Regions from separate parts of the Homo sapiens genome. Here region 1 is linked to region 2. A link is a contact called in ENCODE Hi-C or POLR2A ChIA-PET data. All regions are on one chromosome and are shown on one strand. Each heading gives the region's core, a stretch centred on a gene start or an enhancer-like site at or near the end of the contact. The rest is flanking DNA. Distances are from core to core; before and after follow the strand shown. Region 1 has its middle 200 kb from the start of LINC02694. Region 2 has its middle 150 kb from the start of LINC02694.

What was found. A loop is a pair of places that touch in the nucleus more often than their neighbours do. ChIA-PET counts read pairs that join two places held with the same protein, here RNA polymerase II (POLR2A). Pooled maps may share reads with other maps.
Region 1: a map of endothelial cell of umbilical vein shows a loop between it and region 2 (6-fold over the local background). The contact joins two enhancer-like sites. A Hi-C loop is called at or near these places in 3 of 168 maps with a recorded cell type or tissue (IMR-90, endothelial cell of umbilical vein and transverse colon) and 2 of 50 pooled maps. POLR2A ChIA-PET finds 5 or more read pairs at or near these places in 7 of 52 experiments (AG04449, BJ, K562 and 4 more).

What each region holds. Positions count from the first base shown.
Region 1 is chr15:38,893,276-38,896,292 of GRCh38, forward strand. It overlaps a transcript of LOC105370777 not described here. Among named protein-coding and RNA genes, the nearest start is that of LINC02694, 200 kb to the left of the region's middle. RefSeq lists an enhancer at 393-1,592. Within about 2 kb of position 1,401, at least 4 of the 41 ENCODE cell types and tissues checked have a DNase peak (open chromatin) inside an H3K27ac peak, as active enhancers do; they include IMR-90 and endothelial cell of umbilical vein, where a contact is called at or near this core.
Region 2 is chr15:38,842,645-38,846,107 of GRCh38, forward strand. No RefSeq gene overlaps it. Among named protein-coding and RNA genes, the nearest start is that of LINC02694, 150 kb to the left of the region's middle. Within about 2 kb of position 1,752, at least 2 of the 41 ENCODE cell types and tissues checked have a DNase peak (open chromatin) inside an H3K27ac peak, as active enhancers do; they include IMR-90 and endothelial cell of umbilical vein, where a contact is called at or near this core.

The DNA.
Region 1 (3,017 bases), core at 151-2,650, 50 kb after region 2:
CAAGTGAGGGATTATAAAAGGAATAAAAAATAAGACAGGATAAGGGGATATAGTCTAATTGGGGAGTGATTTTAATCAGCGTAGTCAGGAAAGGCTATATGTGATGAAGACATTTCCATAGAAACATGAATACAGTGAGAAAGTGAACTTTGTAGTTTTCTTTTAAATCATTGTAGATGCATTCCTGTCAGCCTTGGAGAAGTATGAAATGAAAGAGGGATCTCCTAGTTGACTGATGTGGTCATTTCTAGAAAAGAGACACCCTGGGACTATAGACCCAAACTGCAAACTGAACGGACTCACTGAACTCCGTTAATATGACTGCTCTATCTAGGGGCCAATGGCTCAGTGCTGGGACCTGGACTGGGCTGAAGAGGAGATACACAAACAACTCTGGACAGGTGGAAGGAACCTGCTTCTTTGGTTCTCAAAGGAAAATAAAACCCTCATTTTGTAGGAGAGGCTGCTGCTGAAGTTGCTGGAGAATATCAACTGCTGAAAGACATCCAAAGTAGATTTTAAATGTTCTTTGGGACAGAGTTACAAGAGCTTTCTATGAACATACTTTGGGTGGAGTGATCAGGCATGTCAGTTTGCCTCAGCCTGATCTGTAATAAGAATAAAAAAGACTTTGATGGTTGTATTGCAGGTATTTATAGATTTTTAAAAATGTTTCTTCTTGTTGCTGGTGAAGTATGCTGTAAAGGGAGCCCCATTAAACAGAGTCAGTGCTTCAGCTGGTGTAGAAGCCTGTTGCATATTAAATGTTTTATAGCTGAACTTTATTACACTCAAACTTCACAGAGACATTTATGAACCTTATTGCATTCTGATGTGAAATGAGCCCAGAAAGGTATTTCTGACTTTATGGGAATGGAACTTTTCATTGTATGGAACATTCAAAAAGCTGCTGAATGCCAGAGTTCAAAGTGATTTTGCAAATGTCAATTCCTTTAATAATCTTTGAGACCTTAAGAAATTGCTGATGACTTCTACGTCTTGCATCTAACTTCTTTTTCTTTTGCTTCAGTTGTGGAAAACATGTACAGTTGCCTCAGTAAAAGGAATGTGTGGAGTTTGTGGTTTATGCTGTATTCATGCCATGGTAAGAAGAGAGACCCTGTTTATTGCTAGAGGAGACATATAAGGAAAATAAAAGGGGGAAATATCATTTAATAGATAAACAGCCATGCCCAACTTGACATTTTTCTAACCCCTTCAAGGACACACATTCCTGAAGGTCTGTGAGTCAGTACTTAGAATACATTTGGAAGATTAACCATTAACTTGCCTTAGGGAATTTTCTGCTATGCTGACCCATGGAAACTTAGGCCTTTCCAATTCTCATTCATTCATAATTAATTTATTCCACACTTACTGAATTCTTTGTATCAGACACTGTTCTAGGTTCAGATGATAATCAGAGGAAAGCCACAATTCTCAAAGAGTTCATGGTCCAGTCCTGATGATTAAGCAAAGAAACAGGCAAAACAGTTTTCTGATTACAGATGAGAAAGATCCAACTTAGTCACAGTGTGGGAGTTGGGAGAATTCAGGCAGAACATCAGGAAATTCTGGGAGGAAGCAGCCCCTGAATTGGGTCTTCAGGGATGAGTAAGAGTTAGGCAGAAGACGTTAACATTGTTACATGTGCACAGTGCCAAGATAGGCAGTGGGAAAGATATATACACATTCTGAGATCAGGGAGAAGCATGCTTATTAAATAATCATTTAGAAAAAGTGGGACTCAAAATGAGGACCTGCTTCCCATTGGGATCAGTTCTGTAAAGCTCAGGTCTTAAGTATATAATAATCCCATTATCTCACTCTGTTTATTTCTATTGTAATAGTCTTAATACTTGCCTTGTACCAATGGTTTATACATTGTTTTCATGTGTATTAAACTATTTAATCTTCATAACAACCTGGTGAGATTGGTATTATAATTACTTTATAGATGAAGAAATGAATCAAAGAGACATCAAGTGACTGTCCAAGGTCACATAGCCTAAATGTAGCTTTATTGAGCTTCTAAATAGTTATTGATTGACTTGATATATATTCATTCAACACTGTAAGTATGTATCTGTGTATTTACTCAATGCACATTTATGGGGCACATACTGTATGCCAGGCAGGCACTGTTCTAGATTCTGGAGATACCACAGTGAACAAAGATAATTTCAGATTATGATCAATGCTGTAAAAATAGACACAGTCTTAGCGTGACTGGAGGCAGGAATCACATTTTAGATAATTGCTTTTATTTTCTTGGCTCTCCAATGTTTATCTAGGGTTTCTTTCTGGGTTTTTATCTAATGTATGGTATTCAGTGGAAATCTGCCAAGTGCTCCCATGAGTAAATCACCATCTGAGATTCTTCTGCTATTTTCATCAATGTATAAGAAACAATAAGAGCTCCCATTTATTGAGAGACCTGCATGTGCCAGCCTCTTCGATGGATATTTTTTTATTAGTCTCATTTATGGGGTGCTGGTAGAGTCTATCAAAGCCCCAGGATTGTTTCTCAGCTGATCTTTTATTACTTGCAGGGTGCATTAATCACCTTCTTCCTCCCAGAGGCAGGGGACAAATCCCAGGATAACTCTCTGTTCCAGCTTCTTAGATGTCCTGCTAATAGCCATCCCTGCTGACAGCAACCAGCAAAGGCGGCTGCCCTACAAAAACATCCTTTCAAAGTATTTTTCTCTAGAGCTTTTTTTTTTTTCCCCCAAACCTTAAATGTTGGCGAGAATGCCTCACTATTTATTATTAAAAACATGTCTGGGGATGATGATAGTGTGTTCGTATGTTCAACAACCAAAGCTAACCACAAGTAGGTAGTCATACAGGATACTCTCCAAGCATGTCATAAGGCCTCACTGATCCCAAAATATTATCAGCACCATCAGCCTGCAATCACACTGCCTTCCTCTCTGCCATGACTGATTCTTTAATATTAGAGTAAAAGTCCAAAGACAGAGCTTTGGACAGGGCCCTAGAGGAGTATGATGGCC
Region 2 (3,463 bases), core at 502-3,001:
GTTGACATAGCTGTTTATTTTCTATTTAGTTCTATCTATTCTTTTTTAATATTGAAAGAGAAATTTATTTTTAATACAATTAAAAGCTTAAAAATATAAAGTAAGAAATGTCTTATTTCTAGCCTGCTTTCAGCTAACAGTTAATAAGTTTATTTTGGCTCATGCTCAAATAAAATACACAACTTGTGGCTACCATCCTTGTCCTAACCCTCTTTGCAGCCTTGAAGATAGCTTCCCTCATCAAGAAAAATCATCCCCATTATTTAAGCACTTTACCTAACCCTATTGAGCTTTTTTGTCTTAGTCCCTAAACTAAATGTTTAAAAAGTAGGTTAAATTTCAAAACTGACCACAGGTCAAGTTGAGAATGAGATGCAAAGTTGAGCATATGTCTCTAAAGTCCTAAATAACTTTCCAACTTGGTCTTTCAGGCTGGTAGGAGGGATTCTGGGTTGAAGCCATGGACTGGTACAAACATTTCTGGAGGAATATACACCATGACTTGCACATTTTGGAATAACAACAATCATGTTTTTCCAATAGCATATAATCTCAAATTCTTCTCTCCAGGAGGGAAAAAAGCATAAGCCATACCATCTGGCAGTGGCTAGATTAGTTTCACATTGGAAAACTGTTGTAGAGGGTAGCTGGGTGTCTCTAAAGCGATGGAACCACAATAAAGATTCAAGAAACAAAATAATAATTGCAATTAAAAATGAAACACTGCCAAATTCTTGAGTTGCCGTCTAGGGTTTTAGTGGTTTGGTTATTTGTATCTTCATTACTTCTACACTCTGGATACAGAGATTCCAGGGATTAGCGGGTGGCAATAAAGTTTCATTGTAGCACAGTGAGAAATGCAAACAGCATTACAATTTGTGAGGCAGAACAAAACCAAGCTCTTTTTAATTCATGTTAGCATAGAAGCAATGTAACCAAAAAATACAGAAATAGTCTTGTGTTTGGAAAAGGATGGTAGTGGGATGCATTGTTTTGTGTCATGGATTGATTTGGGACATGCACTTAATCTTTTTTTTTTTTTTTTTTTTTTTTTTGAGATGGAGTCTCTCTCTGTCTCCAGGCTGGAGTATAGTGGCATGATCTCAGCTCACTGCAATCTCTGCCTCCCGGGTTCAAGAGATTCTCCTGCCTCAGCCTCCTGAGTAGCTGGGATTATAGGCACATGCCACCACACCCAGCTAATTTTTGTATTTGTAGTAGAGATAGGGTTTCACCACGTTGGCCGGGATGGTTTCGATATCCTGACCTCGTGATCTGCTCGCCTTGGCTTCCCAAAGCGTTGGGATTACAGGTGTGAGCCATTATGCCCAGTCATACTTACTCTTACTGTGTCTATTTTGAACCTCTTACAAAGTTTCTGTCTGTAGGAGATTTATTGTCACTAATACTTTATGGAATTGGCTCTTATATTGGTGTATATTGCTTGATTTTTTCTACGTTTTAAATAATCTAAGAAGGAGACACTGAAAGCAAGCTTTTCCGTTTCAGTTTTTAGTTTTGCCACTGAGTGCATTGCCTTAATACAATTGTGTTAACTTGTGAGTTCATTCTGTTTCACTTACCCTTTGCAATGAGGAAGTAAAATAGGGATATATAAATAACTCAAAACTTAATTACTTATGTTAGGATGGAAAATATATGATTTAACACACACATCAGGGGAAAAACAAGGTTCAAGTAATAAATATGTTCATGATTAACGACCAGAGGAAATTCCATTGCAGGCACATCCAGGCTCACTCACACACAAGGCATGCCACTGATAATCCTGCACATCCTTCCCCCTCCATCTCTGCCTCAGCCTCCATTCAAATGCACATTCCTCCAAACAGAGTATACACACAGACACAGGATAAAATTGGTAAAGAAAGCTCATGTCAGTTAAATGCCAGATTTTGATGAGAAAGCTTATTAATTGGATAAGCTACGAATCTCTAAGGCAGATTACTGTAAATGGGGAGGGGTGAGGATGTTGTTAGAATTGAAACTTAGAGCCTCACAAAACATGATTTGTGAGGTATCTTTCCCATAGTGATTTATTTTTGGGAACAAAATGTCATTTGTATAAAATATATTGTTGGCAATTGATATAGTCATTTAATTTTATGACAGTGTATTTTAGGAATAAATGCATTCCCCAAAGGGGCATTGGCATAGAATTAGCAATAGAAATGATGTCACTGCTATAAGGAAATCCAAAGTGGCTAAGATTCCAGAGAGTCCTGCAGAGGTCTATAGCCTATGGATTATTAAACACTGCTGCCTGATAAGGGGTGAGAACAAAAAGAACAAAAGCAAATGTACATGATTTAGAAATTCCGAAACATGGTTTGAGCAACTGGAAATAGAAACCAAAAGCTTTCTCAAATATGTTTTAAGTAAACTATCAGCCTACAAAAGAATACTTTTTTAACTTTGACCAGCAATGTAAAACTTTCAAAATATGCATAAAAATCTTAAATACATACTCAGTTTATACAGAAAAATAGGCCTGGCGTGGTGGCTCATGCCTGTAACCCCAGCACTTTGGGAAGCTGAGGTAGGAGGGCTGCTTGAGCCCAGGAGTTTGAGACCAGCCTGGGCAGCATGGTGAGACCCTATCTCTACAAAAAATTTAAAAATTAGCCAGGCATGATGGCATAAGCCTGTAGTCCCAGGTACTCCCAAAAATCAATAATAAGACTTGGGCAGCTCAAGAGGAAATTCTAAAGAAAGGGGATCTGATAATTAAATCATGAGATGTATCCTGGACCTCCTGGCATTAACCTTCTGGGAGGCAGCAGGAAGGAGATAATCTCAGCCAATGTCTCTATTCTGCAAAAAAAATGGAGCCCAGAGAAGCTAAAATGGTTTGGGTAGAACTCTACAGTAGTTCACTCTGATTGATATGGGCTTCCTATGTTTGATTCAGTTGTAGGAATCCTATCAATGAAAATTAGTTTTGGCAGGAGCCTGCTCTGTCAGCTGTGACCCACTATTGCCTTCTACTACACTATAATTACATGCCCACTCAAAAGGTATTAGGACCTCCACAGATACCAAAGTGTACTGAAAGTAAATTGAAAACGAATGGGAAACAAAATGCAGTTTAAAAAGCTTCACAAAATCAGCAACCTTAAACAGAAAAAATTACCATTTTGCCCCAGATAAAATCTCAGGATGCCATCAAAGGCAATCCTTTGAGTATTTCAGGGTCTCAAATTGTATTAGTGGGAAGGAGGCAAAACAATTCTATTTGGACTTGAACTGAACCAAAGTTTAATTTGAGATAAATTCCATAATTTACCTAGGAATCAGTGTCTTTTTTTTTCTTTTCTTTTCTTTCTTTTTCTTTCTTTCTTTCTTTTTTTTTTGTTTTTTTGTTTTTTTGTTTTTTTGAGGCAGGGTCTTGCGCTGTTACTCAGGCTGGAATGCAGTGAAGCAATCATGGCTCACTGAAGCC